Linked DNA regions of Mus musculus: all the other regions are linked to region 7. The links are chromatin loops, found by intact Hi-C in ENCODE. Cell type or tissue: heart. All regions are shown on one strand. Region 1 overlaps Fbxo3 (F-box protein 3). Region 2 holds the start of Caprin1 (cell cycle associated protein 1). Region 3 holds the start of Cstf3 (cleavage stimulation factor, 3' pre-RNA, subunit 3). Region 4 has its middle 2.0 kb from the start of A930018P22Rik. Region 5 holds the start of Qser1 (glutamine and serine rich 1). Region 6 holds the start of 4931422A03Rik (RIKEN cDNA 4931422A03 gene). Region 7 holds the start of Hipk3 (homeodomain interacting protein kinase 3).

The links. Peaks named below come from ENCODE experiments on the same cell type or tissue, not always from the same donor. Only the 100,000 strongest peaks of a DNase experiment are listed, where the experiment ranks them.
Region 1: it touches region 7 in a loop (3-fold over the local background); 2 of 42 quality-filtered maps call a loop at or near these places.
Region 2: it touches region 7 in a loop (4-fold over the local background); 3 of 42 quality-filtered maps call a loop at or near these places.
Region 3: a loop joins it to region 7, with 3 times the contacts of the local background. A loop is called at or near these places in 17 of 42 quality-filtered maps.
Region 4: a loop joins it to region 7, with 2.9 times the contacts of the local background. A loop is called at or near these places in 3 of 42 quality-filtered maps.
Region 5: a loop joins it to region 7, with 4 times the contacts of the local background. A loop is called at or near these places in 2 of 42 quality-filtered maps.
Region 6: a loop joins it to region 7, with 2.5 times the contacts of the local background. A loop is called at or near these places in 2 of 42 quality-filtered maps.

The regions. Positions count from the first base shown.
Region 1 is chr2:104,033,012-104,037,011 of GRCm38, forward strand. It overlaps Fbxo3 (F-box protein 3), which reads left to right. Exons shown (of 11, transcript NM_212433.1): 3 at 585-748. Among named protein-coding and RNA genes, the nearest start is that of 4931422A03Rik, 6.7 kb to the left of the region's middle. In heart, a CTCF peak has its summit at 2,011 (motif pointing right); DNase peaks (open chromatin) are centred at 2,020 and 2,790.
Region 2 is chr2:103,795,708-103,799,707 of GRCm38, forward strand. Caprin1 (cell cycle associated protein 1) reads right to left here and starts at 1,933. Exons shown (of 19, transcript NM_016739.3): 1 at 1,756-1,933; 2 at 1,024-1,233. The coding sequence starts at 1,233. In heart, CTCF peaks have their summits at 1,574 and 1,775; DNase peaks (open chromatin) are centred at 264, 774, 1,504 and 1,934; H3K4me3 peaks cover 2,999 bases; H3K27ac peaks cover 3,207 bases.
Region 3 is chr2:104,588,230-104,592,229 of GRCm38, forward strand. It overlaps Cstf3 (cleavage stimulation factor, 3' pre-RNA, subunit 3), which reads left to right and starts at 2,255. Exons shown (of 21, transcript NM_145529.3): 1 at 2,255-2,473. The coding sequence starts at 2,447. In heart, a CTCF peak has its summit at 2,225; a DNase peak (open chromatin) is centred at 2,122; H3K4me3 peaks cover 3,025 bases; H3K27ac peaks cover 2,955 bases.
Region 4 is chr2:104,118,720-104,122,719 of GRCm38, forward strand. No RefSeq gene overlaps it. Among named protein-coding and RNA genes, the nearest start is that of A930018P22Rik, 2.0 kb to the right of the region's middle. In heart, CTCF peaks have their summits at 1,799 (motif pointing left) and 3,934; a DNase peak (open chromatin) is centred at 3,292; H3K4me3 peaks cover 316 bases; H3K27ac peaks cover 2,845 bases.
Region 5 is chr2:104,815,499-104,819,498 of GRCm38, forward strand. It overlaps Qser1 (glutamine and serine rich 1), which reads right to left and starts at 1,198. Exons shown (of 12, transcript NM_001123327.2): 1 at 1,102-1,198. It overlaps 2310047K21Rik (a long non-coding RNA gene), which reads left to right and starts at 1,424. Exons shown (of 3, transcript XR_003953885.1): 1 at 1,424-3,004. It overlaps Gm39898 (a long non-coding RNA gene), which reads left to right and starts at 3,333. Exons shown (of 2, transcript XR_866613.1): 1 at 3,333-3,372; 2 at 3,411-3,708. In heart, CTCF peaks have their summits at 1,633 and 3,999 (motif pointing right); DNase peaks (open chromatin) are centred at 593 and 1,513; H3K4me3 peaks cover 3,086 bases; H3K27ac peaks cover 2,992 bases.
Region 6 is chr2:104,025,515-104,029,514 of GRCm38, forward strand. It overlaps 4931422A03Rik (RIKEN cDNA 4931422A03 gene), which reads right to left and starts at 2,847. Exons shown (of 5, transcript NM_175161.3): 1 at 2,264-2,847; 2 at 1,708-1,773; 3 at 616-698. The coding sequence starts at 1,709. It overlaps Fbxo3 (F-box protein 3), which reads left to right and starts at 2,285. Exons shown (of 11, transcript NM_212433.1): 1 at 2,285-2,452. The coding sequence starts at 2,349. In heart, CTCF peaks have their summits at 2,181 and 2,381; a DNase peak (open chromatin) is centred at 2,247; H3K4me3 peaks cover 2,151 bases; H3K27ac peaks cover 1,628 bases.
Region 7 is chr2:104,492,662-104,496,661 of GRCm38, forward strand. Hipk3 (homeodomain interacting protein kinase 3) reads right to left here and starts at 1,828. Exons shown (of 16, transcript NM_010434.2): 1 at 1,287-1,828. In heart, CTCF peaks have their summits at 720, 1,387 and 1,976; DNase peaks (open chromatin) are centred at 440, 920, 1,570 and 1,920; H3K4me3 peaks cover 2,865 bases; H3K27ac peaks cover 3,652 bases.

The DNA of each region.
Region 1 (4,000 bases), 460 kb before region 7:
GTTCAGTCACACACACCTGTAACCTCAGCACTTGGGAGGTAAAGAGACAGGGATCATAGTTCATGCCAGCCAGAGCTACGTACTCTGTTTCAAAAGGTTTGTTTCCAACTGATACCTTTTTAGAAGTAAGTTGAAACTTACTTTGTACTGATATACTATTCATATATTTTGTTAAGAACTGGGAAACTTGAAAAAATTAGGCAGAAAGTGAGAAAATAAGTGACCCTACCATGACAGTAGTAACTATTCATTTTTTAAAATGTATCATTTCTTGCTATCTAGTTCTCTTTGTAGCCAAAAAAATAAGTTAAGAAAATAAAAAGGCAGAGTTACCATAAACTCCCAATAAAGTGTGTTGGTTAATATCAAAACTACATGCTAAGCCAGGTTTGTGGTACACATTTTTAATTCTACCATTTGACAGCTAGAGGCATGTGGATCTGAAATTCAAAGCTATCCTTACCTACATCGATAGTCGAAGGCCAGCCTGTACTACATATGACCCTATCTCAAACAAAGGAAAAGAGAAAAAAAAATGTTAATATCATTTCAAAAGATTTTTTAATCTTGTTTTTTAAACCTAGGGAAGAAAAAGCCGGGAAGAGTCAGTGCTGGAGATCCCTCTTCATAGAGACCTACTCAGACGTGGGGAGGTACATCGACCATTACGCCGCCATTAAAAAGGCCTGGCGTGACCTCAAGAAGTACTTGGAGCCCAGGTGTCCTCGGATGGTTTTATCTCTGAAAGGTACTGGCACACAGAGTCCCCCGTCCACATTTTAGTTAGTCAAGAAGGAGTAGTTTAAATAACTTCAGATCTCCTGTGTATCTGACTGACCCAACCTCTTCCAGGTCACCATTCACACTTTACTAGCCAAGCAAGTGTAATGCTGATATTGTTAGAGATTTTTTGATTGGTCTTGGAATCTATATGGTTATTAAAATAAAAAGCTGAACTACTTCATCATTATATTTATTTTACACACACTCTCTCTCACACATACACACATATATTATATATATATATATATATATATATATATGATGCTAAGATTGTTTGAGAATAACCATTATGATTTATTTTTATTTTTTGCAATGATGAGGATTGAGCCCAAGGTCTCATGCATTTTAGGCAAGTATTCAACAATGGAACTATACCACCAGTCCTAAAAATGATTGTTATTCTTATTGTCATGTGTATATTTTTGTGGTATGCATGTGTGTACACAGGTACACATGGATGTACATTCATGTGTGGAAGTCAGAGGACGTTACATGTCTTCCTGGACTGTCCTCTGCTCTGTGTACTGAGTTGGGTTTCGTCCTGAGCTCGCTGACTGGGCTAGTGCAGTAGCCAGTTTCCCCAGGTATCCCGTCTCGGCCTCCCAGATGCTGGGTTACAAGTTGGTTGCGTCCCACGCTCAGCTCATATGTGCTTCCTGGGATCCAAACTCCAGCCCTCATGCTTATGTGACAAGTGCTTTATTCACCGAGCCATTCCTCCAGCCCAAGATTATTTCTTTTTTTTTTTTAAAGATTTATTTATTCATTATATGTAAGTACACTGTAGCTGTCTTCAGACACTCCAGAAGAGGGAGTCAGATCTCGTTACGGATGGTTGTGAGCCACCATGTGGTTGCTGGGATTTGAACTCCGGACCTTTGGAAGAGCAGTCGGGTGCTCTTACCCACTGAGCCATCTCACCAGCCCCCAAGATTATTTCTTAATTGAAAACTTGTATCAGTACCCTTTCCTGTTTGTGCCTGTCAAATGTTGGGTCATTAGGCATGTAAGATAACTAAAAGAGTGAGAAAACCTTTTTGTTTGGTGTTTACAAAGTAGTGAAACTAAGGTTTCAACTGAGGCTGATCTGACCCCAGGATCAATGCTCTACTATATTGCCTAATTATGGCTAGAAATATTAATAAGGTATTTCAGTGTGATTTGTTAATACCCATGAGGATGCACTATTACTGCTCATCTGCTTCCCACCTGAAGTTTCCAGACTTACTCACTAGGTGGCGCCATGCACATGCTCTGGTTTTGGGAAGCTAGCGTTGGAATGTGTTCTTCCTGACTCATTAGAACCCATCTTTCTGAAATAGCATTCCCTTCTCTTCAGATTCCCACTGTAATGTCTCATGAAAATGTCACTTTCAGAAAAACCATGATGTGTTTATTAGAAGGCAGAATAAATGGTTTTAGTAGATGGAGTAGGGTGGGACCCTGGAGTCCCCCATTAATATCACGACAGCTTACCCTCTAAGAAGACCTGAGTAGTGACACTCCCCTAGCCTGGGGGTAGCTGCCTCAAGAGGACAGAGATCATCTGAACAGAAGTCTTCAGTGGTGATAAGTCAGATAGGTAATAGTTTATAATAACTGTTACTAAATACAAAGGTAGACACTCATTAGACACACTTTCCAAAAATCCTGTAAGGAAGATCATTATTGTCTTTTTGTGGAAATAGTACTAGTTTAGGGCATAAAAGACCAAATTTGCCATCAAAAGGTAAAAGGTAAATTCAGGAATTGACTTACTTTGAAAGTATAATCTTTACTTCAGTTGTGGTTACAGGGAGAGGACTGAGCCCATTTTGTTTAGAATATCTAAGGTCTCTCTTTTCCGCATGAGGGCATTTAGAGTGTGAGAGTGCAGTATGGTTGTTCTTTCCGACAGACTCATACCTCCTTGTTCTTTCGTCCTTTGGCATTCCTAGTTCCTGTGCCTGTTGTACATCTAGCTGTCAGATTTCTTGGCCACGTCTGCTCTAGTCCTAGGTGCCAGTTCTCAGGCTTGCCAGGAGTTTTGGAATCGGGTTAACTGGGAACATCTACAGTGCTGGGGATGCTGGGAATTTCAGGCTCTGAGTTCTACACTAAGTTAGGAACCTGGCTGCTGACTCGGGCCACAGTCCTCATTCAGCTTTAAGGTTATGTAGGTGTCAGGTTCAAGAGGAAGTTAGCAGCAGATAGGTGGTAGACTTGGGGTAAGGGTCATGGAGCATCCTGAGGTTAATTGTGTATTTTCAAATCATATTTTCCTTGTATATTGGCTTAGAATTGAGCTGGGAGTTTAGTAATCCTTTAAAGGAGCAGACTGTAAATATTTTAGAGTTGGTAGAACTGACCCATAGTTTCTGTGACAGAGACCTGTGTTTAACTCTGCTGTTAGTTAGTCTGTTGTTTCTGGGGAACAGCCTTAGACAATACAGAAACAAAAGGGAGTGGAAAAGGGAGTGGCTGGGTTCCAATAAGAAGGATTTAGCCTCTCAGCTATTATTTACCAAACCCTGATTAATTACTAGTACCTTCACTTCACATCAAAGAAAAGATACAAAGAGAGTTTAATAATTAGTAAGCAGCAGAGATAAACCCAGTCTTGGCTTCTGATAAATCGTCACAGCTTCCTCTCTGAGTAGCTGAGGGGAGAAGAGAGTAGGTGAGTATTTACTGAAAGCAGTAAGGCACTTTATAAATAAATATGCACATGACATTTCCCTCCTTCCACAGCTCTCGCTAGTGGGCGGCATTAGCTCATTGTTTTGGAGAACAAGGTCAGACAGATGCAATCACACACACACACACAAATACACATATTGAGGGAGGGAGGGAGGGAGAGAGAGTGAGTGTGAGTGAGTGAGTGAGTGAGTGAGTGAGTGTGAGTTCACTCTCCACAGTAAGTAGTAGGGCTAAGGTAAGGACCAGTCTGGCTTACTATAATATATTGTCTCTTCTAATCTTAATTTTACTGAAATGTAAATATATATTCCCTTATATCTTTCTGTTAGCTAGGGGTGTTTTTACTTCTTAATCTTACATATTAAGTAGTCTAACATGTAGCACATAGCATACAAATGTTAGCCTCTTTCCTTATCTACCATACTCCTCCTGGCTTTTATTCAGCTTGGTTTCTTTTCTATCAAACTCTTTATTTTTTACCTTTTCTTTTATATGTGTATGCAGAGTACGTATATGTACATGTTAGTGTGTGTGCCTA
Region 2 (4,000 bases), 700 kb before region 7:
TTTCCACTACTTTTCTTAATCAGGGTAGAAATTTACTTCTACCCAGACTCTTCCTCTAAACTGTGTTGGTATACGGTCCTACACTAAACGCATAAAACAAAAAAGCCGGTTTAAGTAATCTAACAGTATGGTCCAGAATGGCTAAATATTAAAGCCAAAACAGTGTGGGTGTGGCTCGACTTTTTGGGAGGGGGGGCTAGGCGGGGCTGCTGCCTGGTCTCTGCCCTCCCCCTCTGCTTTCGCTTTGTGCTCACAATGCAGCTCCTGTACAGCGCTTCCCTCTCCCGCAGCCGCCGCCATGTTAGACACTCCATGTGCCCAGAGACCCAGAGGCAGTCTCCAGTCTAAACTAGATCCACCTCCGAAAGATCAAGGAAATCTCCCTGACCCTTTAGAATGCTGAAGCGGTAAAAAATAATAAATTAAAAAGAAAAGGTCATGGCAAAAAACAACAACAAAAAACACTCATTTAAAAACTACCTCGTGACTAGGCTGGGCGTGAGGTTCCAAGCACCCAGACAATCGAAACAAAGGGGGAAACGTAGGGAGCCCATCGGAAGGGGGCGGGGGTACCCAAGCAAAGGCCCGCTTAACTAGGACTTGACGGGACTGCAACCCTAGTTCAGGTCTAGACACATATCTTTTCTTGGGAAGAGAGCCATTCCACCAGCCCCCAGCCTAGGTACCAAAGGCAAACGCCACAGTTACAAGGCATGGACCGCTCAACTCCACGAGCAATCGGGCCGGGCACACTGTTTCTTCCCCTTGGCCTCCTTCAAAAGTCAGGCCTCAGTTTGGGAGCATACCCAGCAACGGGCCCACCACCCAAGCAACCGGTCACCAGGCGGAAAGGCCCCGCTCAGCCTGATGTGAGTAACCGAGGCCTAGAGGCAGCGCCGCGTTGGGGTCAGGTGACAGGCACCTCCCCGAGGCGCCCGTTTTCTGGGCAAGGAGCACCATCCACCGCCGGGACCGGTGTAGGGCTGGAGCCACGAGCCCTCCCTCTCCACTAACTCCTCGCACCTTTTTCTTCTCCAGGTTCCGAAGTTTCTTGTCGATTACGCCGAGAATCTGCTTCATGGCCTCGGTCTGGACGGCGCCGGTGCCGGTTGCCGGATGCTGAGAAGCCGGCGCAGCTGCCCCGGCCGCCGCCTCACTCCCGGAGGAACCGGACGGCGGCGGCGGTCCCGACGATTTGCTGCCGCTTCCGCTGTGGCTGGTGGCCGAGGGCATCTTTAGACCGAGAAGAGAGGAGAGGAAAAAAGCGGGAGGGAAGGACAAGACCAGCAAGTCAGGAGACGGACGGGGAGAGACGCGGGACAAAACGCGCAGCGGGCGGGCGGGCAGGCGGCTACGCGCGCGCGCGGTGGGGGGAGGGGGCGGCGCGCGCCGCCGGCAGGAAGGGGCCCACGGGCACGCGCGCGACCCGCCAGCGGGGCGCCGGGCCGCCCGCCCCTCCCCCCTCCCCGGGGCACCAAGCTCGCGCCGGGGGCGGGGCCTGGCACGGCCGCCGTCAACCGCCAGGGCAACGGTCCCCATCGGGGCAAGTGGCACCCGTTGCCTTGCGAGAACGAGAGGGACAAAGGTCAGGGCCAGGGGTGGAGAAGGGCACTTGGAGTGACCGGGTTGGGGGTGGGGGTGGGGAGGCCCTGAGCGAGCCCTCCCAGCCGCTCGGACCGCTCCGAAGGTAAAAAGGACACCCAGGTACAGCGGCCTTCTTCCCCTTCGGCGCCTTTGATCCGGGATGGCGCTCACCGTGCGCGCGCGGAGCCGCTGGACGTCTGGAGTGGGCAGCCGAGGGGGGCAAGGGTGGTGCTGCGTTGAGAACAGAGACGTGCGCTCCGTGGGCGCAGGCCGCTTCGCCCTGTCCCCGCGGCTCTGAGCTGCTCCTAGTGGGACAAGAGCCGGCGCGGGAGGGACTTAGCCAGCCAGCGCTCTGCAACGAGGGGGGGCGGGAGCAATAGGGAGCGAGGGCCTTCAAGCCGGTGAGGCTGCCCGACTGGAATGCCTGTCGAAAAAAGGTCACCGGACCGCGCCTCCCGTCGGGCCGTGTCCTCGGCGCCAGGTTCCTGTCCCTTTGCATATCTGGAAAGTACCCTCACGGAGACCGTTATCCCAGATCCTTGAGTTTTGAGTGAAACCTAAGCTGGGGTCCTTCAGGCGAAATCTCTTGACATCCTAACGGGGACAATGGGTGTCAAGCCTCAGGCTCTGGAGCTGAGGACTGCCCCTTGTAGAGCCCTTATTTGGTGGGAGTGGGGGTTGGAGGGGCAAAGGTTTCTGCAAGTAAGGGGTGCGTGGGGTGGGTGGTGCAATCCCAGCTTCTAGAATTCCTTCTGTATGGAGAGCATGCAAACTCACCCTAAAAGGTCTGAGAAAAGGCAACTTGCCACATAATAATTATACAATAACCTAGGCATGGAGAATGAACATCCTTCATGGCTTTTTGATCTCCTTAATTACCCCAGTCATGTTAAAAACCCGTCTTCTCCTACCCTGAGATAGATAAGTACGCCCTATCAGGAATTACTTATCTTTACCCGATTTGTTTAAGATTTTACCCAAAACTTTAAAGACTATGCAAGATGCCGGGAGGGGGTGCGAGGGGGGCACTTTTTTGTCCAGGAGAATTATTTGGGGGGCGGGGGGGTGGTCAAAGAGGGTGGATAACGAGTAAAAGGAAAAAATGAGTGATCTAGAGAAAGGTACTAAAAGGAATATGATCCGTGGAAAATTCAGCAACATGATGTATGAGAGCAGTAAATGACCAATTTATAATTTAAAATCCATGAAAAGGAAATTTAGAAGAGGGTTCTATCAAAGAATTAAAATGACTAACACTGGCTGGCACCAGTATATCCTGAGGGAGCCTGGAGAAACAGCAGCACCCCGTGGCCTTGAGATACTCACTCCACTTAACTGTAAAGTCTGTAATCTGTGCTTTTAAGTATTTATCGAGCACCTTATGGCATGCTAGGAAATCTGCAGTGCTAGAGATGGTGAACAAAACAGCTTTTTTTTTTTCACAGTGTTTGTATTGGGAGGTATGCACAAAAATAACAAACCAAAGGAAGAAAAAAAGGTGATGGGGAATGAAAACCTTCCTGGGTACTTCTGAGCCAGGACTGGAGGAAGCAAAGAGAGCTTAGAGGAGGACCTTTCTAGTAAAAGAAACACCATTGAGCAAGATCTGAGAGGAGCTTGGTTAGTGCTCCTGCCTTTAATCCAAGCACTGGAGAGGCAGAGACAGGCAGGCCTCTTAAGCTCAAGACTACTAGACTAGCCTAGTCTACCTAGTAAGTTCCAGACTGAACAAGAGTGACATAGGAGAATATGGCAAAACCTTAATGTGTTTCACAGTGGCTAGAAAGAGTAAGAAAGAAAGCCATAAGCCGGGCAGTGGTGGCGCACACCTTTAATCCCAGCACTTGGGAGGCAGAGGCAGGCAGATATTCTGAATTCAAGGCCAACCTGGTCTACAGAGTAAGTTCCAGGACAGCCAGGGCTGCACAGAGAAACCCTGTCTCGAAAAACCAAAAATAAAAAAGAAAGCCATAAAGGGGCCTGGCTTCGATATTTGCTGAGTGACATAGGGAATGTTAATTTCATCAAATGTGGTTTAAATCACTCTTACTGTCATGGCAGTGCAGGCCTTTAATCCCAGCACTGGGGAGGCAGGTGGATCTCTGAGTTTGAGGCCAGCCTGGTCTACCCAGAGAGTTCCAGGACAGCCAGGGCTATTACACAGAGAAACCCAGTCTCAGAAAGCCAAAAAGTAAATTTTTAAAACCACCCTTACTGCTGTATAAAGAGTTGTCAAGAAATGTGTACTAGAGATGAGAGGCTAAAATAAAACCAGAAGCCGAGAGACCAAGGAACAGACTGTGGGAATGAGCCAGCCCACTGTAGTACAGTGAAGCAGAAGCAATGCAGGCAGGCGGATTCATTGTACATTGTAACTGTAGAGCAGTGAAAGATGGTAACCAGGGTCAGATTCAGT
Region 3 (4,000 bases), 96 kb after region 7:
CTGAGTTTCATCCTAGAGGCATTTACATTGAAAGGAGAGATCAGATTCCCATAGGTTGGCTGAACACACAAAAACAAATAATAAATGTAAAAAGAAAATTAAAATAGACAAAACCTGATGGGTGGTGGAGGCACATGCCTTTAGTCCCAGCACTCATGAAGCAGAGGCAAATAAATAGATCTCAGTGAGCTTGAGGCCAGCATGGACTACATAGGTTGAACTCTGTCTCAAAACAAAAACAAAACAACAACAAGAAAAAAAAAATCAAAAACCGAAACAACAAAAAGACAACACCCCCAACATGTAACATAAAACCTAGAGATAGCATAAACCAGCCTGCCTCCATTTTAGACTTGAAAGCCATCTTATAATAAAGACAAGCCATTCCTGTTTAAGATTGGATCTTTGTTTCTCACGGATTGGGCTATGCCTCACCTATTATTTTAACTACTAATGGTTTTATATGGCCTATTCCAGGAAATGGCAACCGCACCTTTGTTTCAGGGGGTAGTTCTGATCACCTGGCAACCGCACCTTTGTTTCAGGGGTTAGTTCTGATCACCTGGCAACCGCACCTTTGTTTCAGAAGTGTATTGTGCTCACCTGCTGTTATGATCACCTTCTTTTGACCACCTTGTTATTATCACCTGGCAGCCATGACTTTGTTTCAGGTTATGACCAGCTTGTTATGTTCTGCTTCGTAGCCTCTCTTATTTGCCTGCAAAATCTTCCATTTGACAACTCTCTACTCTTGAACTATAAACACCTGTATCTTCCCCACATCCAAGGCTGATCTCTTGGACCCAGACCTTAGAGACAGCCTGTGTGCATGAAAAAAAAAAAAAAAAAAAAAAGTCTTGCTTTAATTAACTTGATCATGATTTGGGTTGGTGGTCTTTCTCCTTGCATCTGTGACATTAACAATAACCTCTTTAAATGTTTTGATGAATACACGCACGCATAGGCGTGCACACACACATGCACACATATATACACATAAGCTATTTTATATTTCTGGCTTAATTTTGTGGCTATTTTTAGATTTATATATTTATCTTGTGAGTGCCTGTGTGTTTGTAAGTGCAGGAGTTTGCAAGCCATAGTGCATGTGTGGAGGTCAAGGAATAACTTCCTGGAGTCGGTTCTATCCTGTCAACTCATTGGATGCCAGGATCAAACTCAAGTTTTTTGGCCATCACGGCAAGCACCTCCACTCTTTGAACCATCCTGGCTCATTGTGGATATTTTTCTAAGTCAGTCACATCAGCAACAGTTTAAAAGAGTAACGCCCCATTGAGGGAGACTTCTGAAATATTCAGACTCCATTATCAAATGTTGCAGTGACTCAATATATGTACATTTGATTCATGCATCTATTTGCTTAAAAAGATATATGCATCTCATTGTATGGCCCTCGTCCGTGGGCTCTACACACCAGGCTGCCCTCAGAGATCCATCCAGCCTCTGTCTCCCGAGTACTGTGATTAAAGACTTGTGCCACCACCGCTCAATAACCTCCTGGTTACTCGTAAGCCAAATAAGAGCTTTTACCTTTTAAGTTAAATCTTAGCTGCTGTTGCTATTCCTATCTTTAGGCAAGGAAACAGAGACGCAGATAATGCAAATTGCCCAGTCTACTCCTCTATAGTAGGTGAGAAGTCTGGATGCAAAGCAACATTCCTTCGCCACTATCAACGCAATTTTGCAGATAAGAGATCGTGGTGAGACGCTAAACTAAAATCCCCGGTCTAATAGTGAACGGTGACAGCAAAAGTAAAAAAAAAAAAACAAAAAACAAAAAAACAAAAAAACAAAAAAACAAAAAACAGACTTGATGTGTTCCTCTCCTCCCCAAGAAAAGAAAACGTACAGAACGCGTTAGTAGACTCCTTATTCCCGAAACACGAGAGGTATTCACTAACTCTCAACGCTATTCCCTAAAATGGTCAGTTTGCCTGTACAGAGCGGATTGGCAGTCAGGCTTCAGCAGGGAGGAGCTCGGCTCTGCAACTCAGTCGTGAAATTCCAAGAAGCGCGGGAGCTCCCAGGCCAATCGGGTGGATCTTTCCGGCCGGCCTCGGAAATCTGGACAGCGGCGTCATCAGTTCCGGGCGTGACGTTAGCTCACGCACTGAGCCCGCCCTCTGGGAGCGCTCTGCGCTTGTGCACCTCCAATAATCCGGGAGTTAAGCCTCAGCCCCGCCCACTGTCCCGGAAGTGAATACGGAAGCGCCTCACACCCCCTCTGCCGGCTGGGGCGCAGCCATTTTAATTCAAATCTGAGTGGGCGGCGGCGGCGGCGGCGGCGGCAGCGGATTTGGCGGCGGCTTTGGCTCTGAGGGACAGGGGTAGTGTTCCTGGTTTTGGTGGGGTTTGCCTTTAGTTTAATTTTCCTTTTCTAGCTTCCCTTTGCCGGCTGGTGCGTACGTTGTAGTCCCCCGAGGCCATGTCAGGAGACGCAGCCGCGGAGCAGGTGAGGAACGGGAGCGGTGGGGCCTCGTGGCGACCTCTTCTCTCTCTAGCCCTGTGGGTGCGAGCACCCCGTTCGCGTGAGCAAGGGCCCTGAAGAGCTAGTGAGCCCGGGGATCGGGAGCGCATCCCCCGAAGTCTCCCAGGTTTGGGCTTCTCTGTGGCGTTCGTACGAATAAGTATGGGACTTAGACAATGGCAGAGACGTCGCTTCGCCCTGGCCATTGCAGTTTCTTCGGTCGGGACGGTGTATTTCATACCACTTTAGTGTTCCGGTAGTCCCAGATTGTTCTAACGTGTATCTGCGCTGGCAGTGTTTTCCTCGTCTGCCCCCCAGTCCTCTGTCCCCAGAAATAACGAAATCAGTCTGGAAAATTCGGCCCCCGAGAGAGCGAAGGTAAAAAGAGCCACGGCTCTTCCGAGCTTTGGGGGAATTTTGTGGATTCGCTTTCTTCCCCTCTCGTTTAGGAACACTTTATTTTTGCTTTTACGACCACGCAAACATTGCAGAATTTGGTAAACTGAAAACTCGAAATGTGCTTTAGTCACTGTAGGCACCATCTGTTTGGATGGTTAGATATGAATGATACATAAGTATTTTACAAATGGGACTTTTAGATAGGAGATCTCACCCTTTTGCTGTTTGGCTGTTTGTTTGTTTTGGATAGGTTTTCACAGTGTAGCCCTGACTAGGCAGGACCTTCTGACAGGATTGCTTCCTTGGCCTCCAGGCGTCCATCTCCATGTTTGGTTCTTTTGCTCTTTTATATCCTAAATTTTGTAGGCTAGTGTTTGGCTTTTACTGTAAAAAACAAAACTGAGTTTTTGAAAGGTGTGTGTTTTGATCTTGATCCACGTATATTTAGTTTTAAAAGAAAACAAAGTCCTAAATTTCTTATTGCTATAGCAATGAAATACGCTTGTATTTTTATTTCTTTTCTTTTTCCCAAATCCCCAGCTAATAAAATAGAAATTATTGGAGGTTGACAGATGAGGTAAAATAGGACTGTATGTTAATGAAGTGTAGGCAAATTAGAACTTAATTACTTTGGTGACTGAAACGCTTGAGGACCAATTTAATTCCAAGTCTTGGCAGTGCTTTTGCATTTTATCTAAAGTCAGGGTGCCCACGAATGCAGTGTCTTTGAACTATTTTTCTAAAACTGTTTATTTTACTCTACTCTTACCGGGCTGGCATTTTTATTTTCTGAAAGTGAAGGAGTGGTGTTGAGGTTTCATTGGATGTGTCTGAAATTCACTGTTTTATATAAATTTGTAAAGACAAAAATTTGCCATGCTTTTGTTTTAGAACTATGCGGGTTTTAGTTTTTGTTGTGGGTCATCCTGCTCCACCCCAGCTAGAGGTTGAACCCCGGGCCTTATGCATGCAGGGAAGCAATCAACCACTGAGTTAAAAGCCTTAGTAACACAGTGTGTGATGTTTTCTATGAGAACTGTGATGAGACTTTATAAACCTCCATTCTCCAAACCCCTTTTATTTTGACAGTTGCCCCTATGTAGGCCTGGCTGG
Region 4 (4,000 bases), 370 kb before region 7:
AATGACCATATTGAATGCCTTACTTTCTGGATGAGTGCCTACAATGACCTGTTAGAAACAAGAATATCACTTTTCCCCCAGCTACTGGGTAGGTCCAGAGCCCCTGGCAAAGGGGAAGGCCAGCTTATGTGCTGCAGGGGATGATTGGGAGGGAGCTCAGGCTTCCTAGTCTATGGAGTGGGTATTCAGCCTCTGTGATTATTAGCACCCTGGTGGGTGGGTGGGGACATTGCTCTTCTTGGCCTTGCTATTCTTGACTCCTTAAATCCCAGCTAATCTGGCTGTCAGGAAACCTTTATGTGGCTGTGGTGGCTGGTAGTGACTCCTGTTGGGCCACACTTGGAGTTTTGAGTTGTAATTTGTAAACTCTACTAGTATGAACCCAGTAATAACTGGTGATTAATGAATGACCTTTCAGCAGGGAGTGCAGTGCCTGTCTGAGACCTCTACTCCCACTGTATGAGGGATTGAACCTGGGGCCTTGTGCTCTTGTACACTGCCAAGGCATTCACAATAAGCTACAACTCCAGACCTGTTTTATTTTGAGATAGGTTTTTGTCATACTGCCTAGGCAGACCTTGAAACTTTGCTCTTCCAGTCTTGGCCTCTTGAGTAAGCTTTTGTTTCAGGCCTATGCCATAAATCTCAGCTACAACCCTAGGGCTTCTTTTGTGCCCGGCAGTACTGTAAGCATGCTAGCCCATGGAATTCTTCTCAGTTTTCCATATGAATAGTATTGCCTATACCTAAATCCATCAAGTATTTGCAGATTACAGATATAGATCACAGATGGTACCTACTTCCCAGGCTAGGCTATTGGGTTTAAGCAGCTCTGCCCTGGGATTATATAAGTCCTCCCCTTACTAGTCCCTTCTCCCATGTTCTGAGTTTTTAACTTATTTGACCAAGTTTCTATCTGTTGCAACCAAAGCGACTTGGCTGAGACAGTTACTGGTGAAAAGGCGTAGCTGATGGGAACAAAGCCCTGTGCTATAGGAGGCTGTGAGCAGCAAGTCTGGGCATCGTTGGTTATGCTGAAGGGACCTGCTGCCACGGGAGGTTTGACTCCTTGTCACTTGGTTTCTGGTCCCTCCCTTCTAATAACAGAAACTTCTGTTACCTTTTGGGAAATCACATCCATCATATCAGTCTTTGGAAACTATTAATGAAAACTCCCACAACAAAAAACGTAAAGAACAGGGCATGTTTTCCTCCAGAGTGTCTGTCAGCCAAGTGAAGCTATTCGAGGACTAGTGAAACAAAATAAATCTGTTGTTCTTGAAACTGCGCCTTTCTCCAGTATTCAGCTACAAACTACAGACAACCCAACTTCAGAGAGAGTGCAATCAGATCTGATTGTTTTGTTGCTGCACATGATCCAGAAATAAGCAGCTGCTAGCTGTGTTTCAGTTGCCCAACACTGATTGGGCTGCTCTATATTGGTGGTATTCCTGGGTCTTTCCCTCACAAACACAGTCACTATAGACCTTCCGGCACTGCATCCAAGGCAGAAAGAGATGACGGGAAAACCGTGTTTTAGTTTTCCTTACTAGGAAATTAAAATCATTCTTATAAGACTCCCCACTGTCTGTCTTCTTGTTTGTATATTCTGGTTGGATCTGGATCTTGTAACCAGAAAGTGTTACAAGAATGAATGTGAGCTGCAAGAGGAACGGGGAAAGCCAGAGTTTATTTTCTCCAGCCTCTGTGGGTGAAGGAAGCAAAGGAAAAGGATTGGGATCGCACCACACCGTCACTGGGACACCAAGCAGCAGCACCTGCTGGCCACCGGCCGCACTGTCCATCCTGCCCCACTATAGGGCTCCGCACTTTCCAGATGTAATTCTCAAGCTTTCAGTTCTGTTAAGGTTGCCATACAGGCTTTGCTTTAGGCTGGGTAGACTTCAGCTGGTGGTGCTATTTTTGGAGTTTCTGGAAACCATGGGGCATGGAGCCTAGCTGGAGAAAGCCAACCAAAGTCAGCACAACTTTTTGTTTTCAGTTGATGAGGTTTCCATGGGTGTCTGGGCTTCCAGCTGCCTTTATACTCTACTCCACTGGCCTCACTCTCAAACTTCAAGTTTGTTAACTTGATAATTTTATTTTATTTTATTTTTTGCTACCTCCACAAATACATCTACCTAGAAAACAAACATAAAGGCTGGACTGCATTTTTGAGAACGTTTTTCTGAAATACTGGGAACTGAGAAGGAGATGGGAGTACCCCAGCCCTCATGTCCACACCAGCACAATGGTTAATTCAGATTAGTAATAAAAGGCTGTTTTGTGTTTCTTAGAATAGCATGGCCCTTAGATTATGGCACAAACAACCTCCAGAAAGAGCCAGCCTGCTGCCAGGAAGAGGGACTTGAAGATCAGAGGCCAGGAAGACAGCCGTAGCCTTGCCATGGTGGGACACAGAGTCCCTTATAAAAACAGGTTCTTGATGTCACAGATGAAAGAATTTTAAAAGCAAGACACAAAAGGGAACTTGAGGGCAATGTATTGGAGTTAGAAAGAGAAAACAACAGGTCATGCAGCGGGAGGGAAAGATGCCCTCTTTGGTTCACAAGCCAGAATGTGCCCATGTTCACCAGCGACCATCTGCAAGCAACTAGATGAGGGGCAGATGATGACATATATAAATATTTCACTAACGGGAAAGCTGCTCTTGAGCACACCTACTTTATATTTCATCATTTAGCTCAGGTTCCTCTTGTTTGAGTAATAAAATATCCTTTGCTCTTTGATGCAGGAGGTGGAGGAGGGGCTCAGACCTATTTTACAAACAACTAAACAGTGCTATTGAAATGGGTTAGTCCGGTACGAGCATTGAGTGCTCCTGCAGAAGACCCTGATCTGATACAGTCTCCGGCACCCATATCCTCCTGACCTCTGTGGGCATCTGAGTGCACACACACACACACACTCATGGTTCCACACACAATAAAACTTAAAAAGGAAAAGAGAGAAAACATGTACATGTCCAGCGACATGCTAGGCATGGTGATGCTCGTCTCTGACGCCTGCCAGGTAAGAGAGACAAGAGGATTGCTGGAATTATGTGGCCGACCACATGGGAAGTTCTAATCCAACTTGGGTTACACAAAAGCAAACAACCAGCCTCTCCTCCAAGTCAAACTGCTTGCCCAAGACTAGCAGTCTGGATATCAGACTCCATCTTTTGCTGCCCCACCCCATGTATTTAGCACATATCTGTATACACAAGTTCGCTCACGGAGCTGAGCCTGCGCTTCCATGACCTCCAACCCTCCCTGCTCATTCCTGCAGGTGATCATTAAAAGAGTAAGCAGCCTGAAGGAAATTGACTTCTCCTTAGTTACTGGCTCATAGTTCATAAAAATGAGCTGTACATGTCTCTTGGACAGAACATCCAGTTCTCAGGGATGGGTGTGGTGTTTGAGGTGGGCCCCATAATTTCCTTTTGGTGTTTTGCTGCCTGTCAGCTCCTGATAACTTATGTGTTCAGAAGAGAATTAAACTGCATTTCATAAAAAAAAAAAAAAAAAGTTGTTTGCCTCAGGGTCATTACAAACTCAGACTGCTTCCCCATTTCCAGAATATTCCATAGCATCTCTACATTTACCAGAAAAATTTCCTTTTCTCCCTCTGTAGAGAATGAAGTCAGCCACACATTTTTTTTCAGTTTCTAAATAATGAGTCAAGATTGCTAGGACAAAGGGTCTGGTTGTTAGGAAATATTTTCCACTCCCTGATAAAAGGAGAAAGCTGAATTTCTCTCTCAGCCTCGGCCAACTCTGTGTGCAGTATTAGCAGCAGAAAAGAATTGAAGGCTTCTGGGAGGAGTCTAGGGCCCGAGACTAAAGTGTGCCTGGGCTATTTTGGGGCGGGTAGTGCAGGGCAGCAGCTGCACCAAAAGAGGTCAAGGACGATAGCTTTGCCCGAAGCTGACTCGTGGGGCGGGGCCTCTGCTCTCCAGAGCTCCGCCTCCTAGGGGCGTAGCTAGAGCGAAGGGTGG
Region 5 (4,000 bases), 320 kb after region 7:
AAAAGTTCACTCGTGTCGTTTAAATCGTTTAGAAACCTGGTGAGATCACATAGGTACAAGGCTTCCTGTTGGTAGCTGAGGATGAAGTCATTACCAGCCAGGATTTCCCTGTTCTTGGGTCAGAAGCTATACCTACTAGATCGAGTATTGTTTAGGGGAGGCGGTTTTTAAAAAGTACCCCGCTCCCAAAGCCAGACCACGCCTTCCAGTTATCATTCGAATGTGACCATTTCAAAGTGTAGTACTGCTACACATTTCTCGCGAGCTTAAATAGCAAACAGGAGTCCCCATTTTGGGGTCTACTGCCCATGCTGGAGAGCCGCACTATACAATGAAGTGGAGACGGAGAAGCATGCTTTGGGTCTTCGACCTCTAGAGCCTTCTTTGACCACCAGCCCTCAACGCTTCCCAAAACTCAGTCACCCCCAGACACTGAAAGCCAAGAGGGAATCTTGACTTCCTGCCGTTGTTAAAAGCAGAGGAAACCCAAAAGCAACTTTGAACGCGTGGAACACTACATCACTATAAACATATGTCACCCAGCCCCTGCTTTGCATTCGTGTCCCGCCCTGGGGGTTCTCTTGCAGCCCAGTCATCCCAGGACCCCCAGTGTCAGCGACACGGCCCCGCTCCTCGTCATGCCCTGCCACCGCCCTCACCTTCACACTGCCGAAGCCCCCAACACCACATTGTCGGCCACCCAGATTCCAATACAATGGAATGTCACTGCCCAGGACTCCGCGGCGCCCCTTTAGGCCTCCCCGCGGAGTCAGTCCCGGTTCCCCAGATACCGAGGTCAGCCCGGAGCTTAAACTTTACCATGTGGGAGTCCAGCACCGAGAGGTGACTGCGCCCCTCCATCCCACCCAACCTTCCCTTTCTGCCCCACGCCCCGACCCGCCCCAGGAGCGAATCCTGCACCATGCGCCCCCTCCCAGCCGGGACCACCCGCCAGGAGTTGTCCACCGCCTCTCCCGGGAGCAAAGAAGGGCGCCTCGAAGGCTCCCCACCCGGCCTGGGCCCCCGAGAGGGGCGGGCACAGGCCCCGGCGCATCCGCGGCCTTTCCTGGCCCAGTGAGACCCCGCGCCCACCCTCTCTACCTGGCCTTGAGGCTGGGACTGCTGCCGCTGCAGCTGGGGCTGGAGGCGGCGGCCGGGACCCGGGCTTCGTAGGCCCAGGCGGGGGCAGCGGGCTGCGTGGCGGCGCTGGCGGGGGGCGCGGGAGGCTCAGCGAAGCCCGCGGGCGCGTAGTGCGCGTCCATGGCGGGGGCTGAGGCGGCGGGGGCGGGCGGGAGGCGCGGGGAGGAAGAGGCGGTGGCGGGAGCTGCCCCTCACATGGCGCGGCCGGGGGGCGGGGGCGCCTGGGCGGGGGAACCGGGCTGCGGCGGGCGGGCCTCGGCTCGGACGTCAGGAGAGCGGCGGCGCCTGCGGCCGGGACGCGAGGCGGCCACAGCGCCCGCAGCCCGGGCGCCCCATGTTGTTGGATTTCCCAGGATGCACCTCCCGCGCCCTCCGCCCGCTCGTCGCCCCGCCCCCCTCGGCGCCCCGCGCTGCTGGCTGCGGATTCGGGAGCCGGGCCGGACGAGGGCTGCTCCGTGGACGCCCTAGCGGTGAAGAGAAGGCCTACGCGCCGGAGCACCCGCATGGGTGCGGACAGGAGAGGGCTTGCCAGCACTGTGCCTGGAGTTCGTTACTCTGCGCTCCCGGGTTCTTTGAAGGAACTCAAACACTCGATTCCCGCTTGTGATTTCTTTCTCTGCGCCCCAAACCACAGACAAGGGACTGTTGCTTTGCAGTACTCGCTTCCTGCCCAAAGTTTGCTGGGCTTAGAGGATCTGGTTCCTGCTTCCTGGGGGAGATTTCTATTCAAATTGATTCAAATTCAAACGAATTTTGCAGCCCTAGCTGAATGGGCCTTTCCCAGGGGCACTTATTAACTGTCCCCACCCCCCACCTTGGGGATTTTCTTACTCTGGAGTTCAGAATCTTCTATCCCAAGATAAATACCGCCTCATCATTGATTAGTCCAACTACCATCTGGATGACTTTAATTACAATACATTCGAACTCACTATGCACTTTGTTGGGGCTCTCTGCTCAAGATGTTTAATCTCTGCAAGACTCTACCCAAACATTGCCTTATCGGACTTCTAAGCTGTGTGGTGTGAGTAATTTGATGACTTTGAGGTCGTGCCTACCCGAACTGTTTCTCCTTATGAGTAATGAAATTCAGGGATCATATGAATCGTTTGGCTTGTGATCCATAAGTTGAAAGTTAAAACTAACCGTGAAGCTTAGATTTAATGACTATCTCTCCTTTTAAAAAAAATCAATATTGGCTTAACACCTATCACGTGCTTAGCAAAGAGATCTCTCAAGATAAAGACTAGCACAAAGGTTTAAGCCAATCAGACAGGCGTAACGGAAGACCTAATAGAGCTGATACTCTCTATCTCTGGTGACTATCTAAACTTCTGTAATACCTGCCATTAGATCTGCCATCCCCTCCGAGACTGATTTTGTTCTGAGACTATGTTTTCCTCCTGGCGCCTTCATTCTTTTGTTTCTATGCTGTTTTTAGTGAAAAACCTTCTGCACCTGTGACTCTTGCAGCCTGGTCCCCCGGTGGGGAAGAAAAGAAAGTAGTGGTAATTTACAAATGAATTCGAAGGTGTGGACGCAGTAGACCTTTCCAGTTTTATGTTAATCTCATTAAGCATTTACCTAGGATATCTTTGGAAAGTGGTTTTCCTTGAGGAAGGAATTTGCCAAATCTCAGATCCAGCTGAGAAGTACGGCAAATATCCTCCTCCCTCTACAACATTTACTTCCAGCAGACTGGTGATCTGGAGTCTAAATGAAGCAAGTCTTCACAACTAGCTAATATATTTATAAGTACTTTTGTGAGCACTAAATTTTTGTCTCTGTGGAACGTGTGGGAAACGGAGTGGTATGCTGTAAATGTTTTATAGAATTTAGTTGGAGATACAACCAGTATTGAAGGGTGAGTTTACAGATTAAATCCAAACAAGTGGCAGTAAAACCTTTATAGTCTTTACAACAGTATGCAGTTTGTTTATACCACAGAAATCAGAGAAAAGACATTAAGGAAAAATTGTAGTAATTTGAAATAATATTCTTATTTCCATATATCTTCCTGAATAAAGTTTTGTTTAACCCAAAAACAATACGAGTATTTTCTCAACTGTTAGGTTCTTATGAATATCATTACTAAATAACTTTATATATGTATACATGTTTATAGGGCACAGTGTGGAACTCTGATACAGGTAAGCAAATATTTTAAAGTTGTAAAGCCATGTATCCTTGACTTTTAAACTCATCCTGAATGAATGAATGATCTTAAGAAGGGTGCCCCACCACTGCAAGCTTTGCATGTCTGTTTCAAGGTGCCCCACCACTGCAAGCTTTGCATGTCTGTTTCAAGGTGCCCCACCACTGCAAGCTTTGCATGTCTGTTTCAAGGTGCCCCACCACTGCAAGCTTTGCATGTCTGTTTCAACTCAAGCCTAACCAAGCCGGTTCAAGCCTGTTCCCGGATCAAAAGTTTAGAATGAGCGTTGCTTTTCTTGTTTTTAAATAAGAAATCCAGTTGTGTGTGTGGTGGTGATGATGTAGCTCTCAGAGAAAACTCTCACCTAACATATGCCCTGGGTTGAATCCCCAGCACTTCAAAATAATTAAAAATAAATATGACAAAATAGAGGGTTTTTGTTTTTTTTTTTAATTTGCTTTTTGGGTCTGAGTGTGGTGGTATTTGCCTTTAACCCCAGCAAGCAGATCTCTGTGAGTTCAAGACCAGCTTGGTCTACAAAGCTAGTTTCAGGATAACCAGGGGCTGTTACACAGAGAAACCTTGTCTTGAAAAACCAAAAGTAAATAATAAAAAAAATAAGGCTTTTATTTTATTATTTTACTTGCATGGATGTTTTGCCTGCATGTCAGGGTACCATGTATATGCAGGTGTCAGGAGAGGCCA
Region 6 (4,000 bases), 470 kb before region 7:
ATAGCACACTTGACAGCACTGCCTTACCTCATACTCTCTCAAGCCAACCGTAGCTCCCAGCTTTCTTGTCCCACTAAGAAGGGCTCTTAGGTTGGAAAAAGGAAGATGTAATAAATACCAGAAAGTACTCGTGGCTCCTAAAAGACGGTGTTTTTATAGATGGAGAGAGGACACCTGTAGGCTATCATTTTAGAAGGATTCTTTAGAACTTGTTCTCAGTCAGTTCCTGCCCCACCTCCAAACAAGAACTTCTAGGCCTCTTAAGGAAGGGGGAATTAAGGATTAAAAAATGAATAAAAGCATGCATTTAGAGGTATATTTCCCTCCTTTTGGCCCCAAGTTTCAGTATGGAACTGTGTGATCTTGTGTTCATTTAAAATTTTAGTATTTTGTTCAGAGTTCTAGTTAGCATTAACTGTCAGTTTGACACAGCCTAGAGTGCTCTCTAGGGCTACTTGGGTTTGTCTCCTCCCCAACCAAACGTTATGGAGTGACCCTTCCACATTCTAAAGAGCAGAGCCAGTACTGTGTTCCTGTCAGTACTCTCCAGGCTTCAGGGCCAAGATCTTGTCCGTGGTAAGATAGGAATTGTGAATTAATGCCAGAAGGACTTACTGGAACATGGAACAGTCAAGCCACGTAAGTGACTGACCTGTGACGTCTTTTGGATTTCCCAAGCCTCTCTCACCACACAACCCCTGTGAAACAAACAGAAAAGAATTTACTCCTTGTTCACCACCCATCATACCTGTTCCACACCCACCCTCCATAGCATCTTTACAAAGCTGAAGAATTGCACCTTCCCGTCCTACAGTGGTCTCATTCACTTCAGCCCCCATGCTTGGGGTACTAAATCCAAATTTATAAAATAAAATGTAAAGAATTCAATTTCCTTACTTTTTACTTGTAGGCTGAGAATTTGCCATGTCAACCAAGTTAAAGTAGTTGAGAGAAACTCGTCAGAAGGGCAGGCTATATCATACCCTCCTCTGTCTTGATGTTAGAAATAAATTTGAGGGCTGGAGAGATGGCTCAGCGGTTAAAAGCACTGACTGCTCTTCCAGAGTTCAAATCCCAGCAACCACATGGTGGCTCACAACCATCTGTAATGAGATTGGATGCCTTCTTCTGATGTGTCTGAAGACAGCTACAGTGTACTTACATATAATAAACAAATCTTTAAAAAGAAGGAAAGAAGAAAGAAAGAAAGAAAGAAAGAAAGAAAGAAAGGAAGAAAGGAAGGAAGAAAGAAAGAAAGTTTGAGGTTGAAAATTGTTGGGAGCTGACTCTTAGCAGAAACTACTACCATCTCTGCAGCCATCGCGGGCTATTTACTTACAGGTTGGTACTTTTCCACCCTGATGAGAGACTTGTTTTCCTAGCATGATGTTTTTGCAAGCAGCCCACCACAGCTGAACACACTATAATAATATCCTGTTTTTCTCAGACACATCCTGGACTCCCCAGCTTGTGCTTATATACCCTGTCTTGTTTCCATTCTTCGAATCTCTTGCCCCTCCATCCCCACTCTCTCCCTTGCAGACAGACCTGCAGGCCGGTTCAGAAAAGAAAGAGACCACCACTCCAACTATTGTGTCTAGACAAGACAAATTTATGTTTATCAAGAGGGTGTGCTCAGAAGGTTAAAAAGAATCAAATTCCTTGTCCTAAACACAAGTTTTATAGCACTTGGTGGAAAATACTCACATTTGATTATTTCTTACACTTAAGTAGTTGGAAGAAACTTTCTCTGGGACCAGTAGGTTTAGAAGCCTGGTGGTAAGGGCTTGGGCAATTAACATTTGTTGGACAAGGAATTTATCCAGAGGTCATTTTCGGTTTTTTTGAAGGACAGTTTTTTGCCTTGTGGGCCATGGAAGAATTATAACCTCCCTATCATTTCAAAGTTGGAATGCCTTCCCCTGTGTCTCTTTCCCCATCATTCCTTCCTTGCTAAGTGGACAGGGCTCAGAGCAGCAATTCCGAGTGCAGGTGGGGGTGAGTGGCAATGGGAGTCCGAGGCTGGCAACAGAGACCATGGATTGGAAATGAAGCAATGGGTTTGGGACCCAAAGGCCAGGTAGGGTTAGTGTAAGATTTAGGGAGAGGCTTTGAGGATACGAGATATAAAATGCGTGGAAGAAGAGACCAAAGACTCAGAAACAGACTGGCAGGGACAGCAGCGCCCCCGCAGGGCTGACCGCGGGGTGGGCGGGGCATCCCGGGGGCGGGGCTGGGGCCGGGTGACAGTTACATAACTAACCTGTGCTAGCGGCCGCCGAGCGGTTCGGGCGGCGGGGGCGGGGGCGGGGCCGGGGTGGTGCCAAGGCTGCAGCGGGCCGGGCAAGATGGCTGCCGTAGAGGCCGAGACGGGGCTGCTGACCCTGGAGTCGCTGCCCACCGACCCTCTGCTGCTCATCTTATCCTTCGTGGACTACAGGGACCTAATCAAGTAATGGGGCGGTGCTCTCGGCAGGGGTGGGAACGTGGAAGGAGGCAGGGAAGGAGGCCCGGGGTCGCTGGCTGGACGTGGGCTCCCTCCGCAGCAGGGTGACTGCAAGGCGGCCGTTATCCCGCATAGCGCCCCGGGGGGCTGAAGGAGACTCGGGGGAGCGGTCTGGGCATCCAGGTCTTACCCCTGCCCAGGCCTAGGTCCCCGGGAACTTAGCGCCCTCTCCCTCAAGCCTCGGCTAGGCCGGGTTGCGGAAGAGAGAGGTGGCTCCCTGGTCCTGCACCCCGCGGACCCTCGCTGGCCCTTTGGGGCCTGGTCTAGCGCTGTGGAAAGGCCACTGTCTCGGCCCACGCGCATCCCTGTCGCGCCTGGGGTCCCTGATGACCAGAGCCCTCGTGGGCAGGTAGAACGCGCGCGAGAAGGCCTGCGACCTTCTGACTCTGATGCCATCGTGATCGCGGGCAGCATACACTTTGTCTTGTGTCGGCGACTTTTTTGGCTGTCAGTTTCCCTTTTTATGGTGGGTGGTTGGATTTTGGGTTTTGTCACCGACTTCCGGTGAGGCCTTACAGGTGACTGCAGTTACCTTAGGGTTTCCCAGATGACCAGCATTTACTCCAAAAATAAACACCGGGCATGCGAGAATTCTTTCAGAAACCAGGACTGTTTTAGCGTGGAGGGACAAATGGTCCTGCCGTGTGCCCCTTTCTTGTCACCCTCACCCCCTGTGTCAGGATTGTTTACATTCTTGACCGCATAGCCTGGGTTTCTTGTGCTTCCGTATATATTTGTGGAGGCTGCAAAATGGCCCTCTCACATGGGGAAGACACACTTTTGGTTTTTGCTTCATTACTGGAATCTGGGCATCTATGTCCTCTGTTTTTAGGGGCCTTTAAGAGGTACAGATTTCTTGGAGTTACAGGTAGCTAAGTGGTGGCAGAGATATTTCCTGGGTTTTCTGTTATGGCCTCCACTCGTACCTGCTAAGACATTTGTCTTTCCAAAAAACACACTTCCCCCTACTCAGCCTGTACTAACACACAGAAAGTTTTTCTGTAGGAAAGGTTGGCCAGCTCAAATGTATTTCATCTGAAATAGTTTATTGCTATAACTTCTTATTTAGATAGCCTTCTTTCTTTGCTTGCTTGCTGCCAGAGTTACCTTCTAAAGACCAATCTGGCTGTCATTTTTCTTAAAAGCCCATGACATCCCTGTTTACAACACTGGACCCTGAACTTCTGCAGTATTTAAGGCCCTTACCCAATAGCTTATTATCTAAGGCCTTTCAGGCCTCTCCTCCACTATCATATTTTCTCAGCCCATCAGATGGCACAACACTCGCACATGGTTGTGTATGCTCAGTTCCCTGTCCGGAATACTTCACTCTCCTCAGTTTAGCAACCTTACTCTCCCACTATCTTCTCCAACTAGAGTTTGTAGTAATAAAGTGTGCATTGCTAGAGTGTAAAGATATTTATTTTTGTATTCATCTGCTCAGGTTTGTTTGTTTTGTTTTGTTGAATGTCTGCCATGTGCCAGTTAAATGTA
Region 7 (4,000 bases):
ATCAGAAAGAAAAAAATCTTTAAAAATTTTTCAAACACCAGGCAATTAAAATCTGAAAATTAAGTTAAACTGTTTTTAGTACCCCCATTTGAGAGGCTGTAGTTTACGGGGGGGGGGGGGGGGGAGACCTAAAATAGAAAAATAAAAAACAGATCTCCAAACAACTCGGAGGTACATAGAAACGAAGACTGGTTTTCCAGCTAACTTTTCCAGCCCTGTGTACCAGAGAGATAACCAAAACAAAGTAGACCCGTAAAACCATGAGTTTCCCTGTAAACTGGGCCATAATCTGAAACCTAAGGGGGGCCGGGGAGGGGGGGGGGGGACCGGCTGCTGCTGCTGCTAATAGAAGCTCCTTATAAGCTGCGAACTGACAGGTGGAAAAACAAATTCGCCAGCAGCAGGCCAGCCAGAGGTTGTGAAAACACGGTTCAAGGACCGAACATGTTGTGACTACTCTGTAACAGGTCCAAGGTAATTTACGCACACACCCTTCAGCGCAATTCCTCCAGCACAGATAAGACTGGGAAACAACAGGCTTCCCCCAAGATCCACATACCATTTTACAACAGCCGTCTCCCCCCAGACAGGAAAACAGACATTCTGGTCCCGAGTCCTTTCCGCTGGTCTCCCCACAGCGCGAAGGGAAGAGGGCCGCCGCCGCCGTAACGAGAGAAGCCGGCAACAGCCCCGCCGCGCGGCCGCCACGCCTTCCTCCCGCCGCCGCTGGGGACGCGAAGCCTCGGATCACATTTCTCCTCCCCAACAATCACACGCACGCACGTCTCCAGAGTTGACACCCTCCAAACCCGCCGCCCCGCGACGCCGGTGACAGGGCCACCAAGCCTCCGCGGCGCAGCCACGGGGCTGGGCGCTCCGGCGGCGGCGTGCGTGCACGTTGGTCTTCGCTCCCATCAATGAAAGGAACGAGGTCTCCGTAGTGACGGCCTAGAGCCGCCGAGCCGAAACGGGGGGCCCCCGTGGGACCAAACAAAACTTCGGTTGCTGGGAAGAGCCGTTGCGCAACCTAGGCTTGGGGGAAGGCCCGGACAGCCCGGCGCGGCCAGGGCGGCTTCCCGGAGGCTGCGCCAAGCGCGCGCGGAAAGCACGCGCAGTCCCCGCGTACGGCCTCCTCGGGCCTGGCTTGGCGCCGGCCTTCGGGAACCGCCCGGGCCGGCCGCACTGGACAACCGGGCGGGAACGGAGAGCCGTCGCTCCGAGGGTTCCCCCGGCCCCCGAGGCCCCGCGACGGCGCCGAGCTACCCGCCCTTGCCTGGCTTCCTTACCTTCCTAGAGGCCCGCGCTCTCCCCGCTTCGGGCGGCCGCAGCCCTGAGCATGTCCGGGGTGGGTCGCGGGGGCCGTGCGGGGACCCGGAGCCAAGCGCTTCAGCAGGCGGCGCCACCCAGCCGGGGCTCAGCCCCTCTCGGCGGCCGCTGCCATCTTGTCCTGGCGGCTGAGAGGAAACGGCGAAACACCCTCCCCCGACCGCTGCTGCTGCTTCTCTGGCTGCCGATCGCCGGGCCCGTCTCCCTCATCTTCCTTCCCGGGGACCTGGGGTGGGGACCGCTCGACTGGGGAGAGGGGCAGTGACAAGCCGGCGGGCCACCGGGGCCTACGGGCAACAAGGGATGCAGGGCCCGCGGTGCTGAGGGCCCATTTCCCCGGAGTTGAGACGAGGACGAGGGCTGCTTGCGAGGCCGCGTCGCCCGGGGCCTGCGGCTCGGACTCCTCGGGGCGCCGCGCTGCCGGCAGTCGTCACCCGGGCAGCTGCGGCAGGCCGCCCCGATATCGGGCCCCTCCTCCGCGCGCCCGCCGGCCTCGGCCGCCGCCTCCGCAGCGCCACCGCCCGCTCGGCCGCTCTGAGCGCCGAGCCCGGGCGGCCCCGCTCGGGTAGGGCCGCGGCGCCTCCGCGAAGCCCCTCCCCAGGGTCCGCCTGCAGCCGCGCCCTTGACGCTCGCAGCCCGCCAGGCGGCCCGCGCGGATCCAACCCTGAGCTCTCACGCCATCCCCTCCAAGAGGAACGGCTTCCGTCAGCCCTCCTCTGCAGTTCTGAACCTGACTCCGGGCCCAAAAATACACATTTAAGGGACAATCCTAATACCCAAAGGGGTTCAGATGCGGAAGCAGGATTCCACAGGCCTTTCCAGGTTACCCCATCCTAATTCTCTTCCCACCCCTTTAGAATCTGTTTCTTGGCATCTTAGGAGTCTAAAAACGCAGAAAGAGAATGAATAATCTAAGCCTAAAATAGGTCCTTCTCGCTCCCCCATTCCAAAACAGCAGGAGACTTGTCACACCACGTCAAAGAATGAGGGACGGACTCTCTTGGAAGTTTTCCAAGTGCACCACCACAGTGGTTGAGAAGCTGCCCACCTCTACGTTGATAATTCTCCATCGAGTTAGTTCCACACCCAAGCTAGTTTCTTCGCTCCTGGAAACTAGGAAATCGACAGAATGGTCCATTTCCACCCACGTAACCATAGAACCATGGAATTTGAGATGAAAGAATCTTACTGATGCATAGTCCAAACTCTTATGCTAAGACAAGGGTTTAGACAAGTTTCGATGACGTGAGCAAGGTTAAAGAGCAAAGCTTTAGTCTCCACCCCTCTCCCCTCCATCTATCTCTCCAGAAAGCATCTATCTTCGAAGCAACCCATCATTCAGTAAACCTATTTTGCCACCTGTTTCGTCTGGGTTCTAAACTAATATTTAACGTTTCCGCAACGCAAGCACCTCTGTCTCTATAATGGAGATGTCCTTTGCTTTCTTCCTTTACTAGAAGGACTGAGCTTGCCGATGTTATTTCTCCACACATATTCTCCATTGCAGCAGCTGGGGCTAAAGGGAGGGTCAACTCGCTGGGTAGATACTAGTCCTTTACCTATTGCCTTTCAAACTAGGACTGTGTAGAATGTCTTTAAAGGGGGAAAGGGTATCCCCTCGAGGCCACTGATAATCCTTTTTCCAGTGACCAGTGTTTTCTTCAAGATAGGAGTACAGTGAAGACTAAAGTAGAAAAGCTAATGACTGATTTTTAGAAAAGGTGTATGCATGAGATGGCCACAGTGATGCAAGTCTCTATTGCCAGCGCCGGGTAGATGGACAGAACCGGAAGAGGCTCGAGATTACCCTCTACATCCAAAAGGAGGGCAATGTCGGAGCCATTCTTTATTCTTTAGCATTTACATTGGATTTCTTTTAAGGCAATAATCTGAAAACCAAACACAAATTATTGCTAAAAAAAAGAGAGAGAGAGAGAGAGATAGAAATCTACACTAATAGAGAACTCTCTCCATTAGAATTTACTTTTCACAAGCAAGCATATCTTTTGCAAGCATATCTCTAGCCTCCTAATGGAAGACTTTCCTCATTTTGCTACATTTATGAAGAGGCTGGAAGTGAGCTCCCCACCCCCCTTCTGCTGAGTAGTTCACTCCACCCCACCCCCTTCCTATGAATTCCAGGAAGGATTTCTGTCACCTTTCTTTTAACCCTTGCCTTGCCAGTGACTAAATATAGTACCTAACTTAAACCTTCCCAGTAAAGCTTGCTAGATAAATAGACCCCCTCCTTAGGGAACCTATTGTGTCCTAACCTAATCCACTTCGTCTCTTCCCCCCCCAAATCCGTTCTGAGCTGGAACATACAGATGGTCTTTCAAAACCATGAAGTGGCCTTTGGTTGTTAAGTTCATATTTTTAGAAGGATGGTTCTAAATGGGGTGTAGTGGCTCACTCCTGGTCCCTAGTACTCCAGAGCCTGAGCTAGGACGATCTTGCAGAGTCCAGGACCATGGGCTTCATAGTGAGTGCCAAGCCATCTCAGAATACAGACTGACTTCCTCCCGGAGTGAGGAAAGACTAATCATCCTCTCGTAGTTTCAAATATGTTTAAATACAGGCTACTTCTGACAGAGAGACACAGGCCTGTGACTCAGGAGCCTGAAGCAAGAAAACCTCTAGTTCAAAACAGTCTGGGCTACACGGTGAGTTCAAA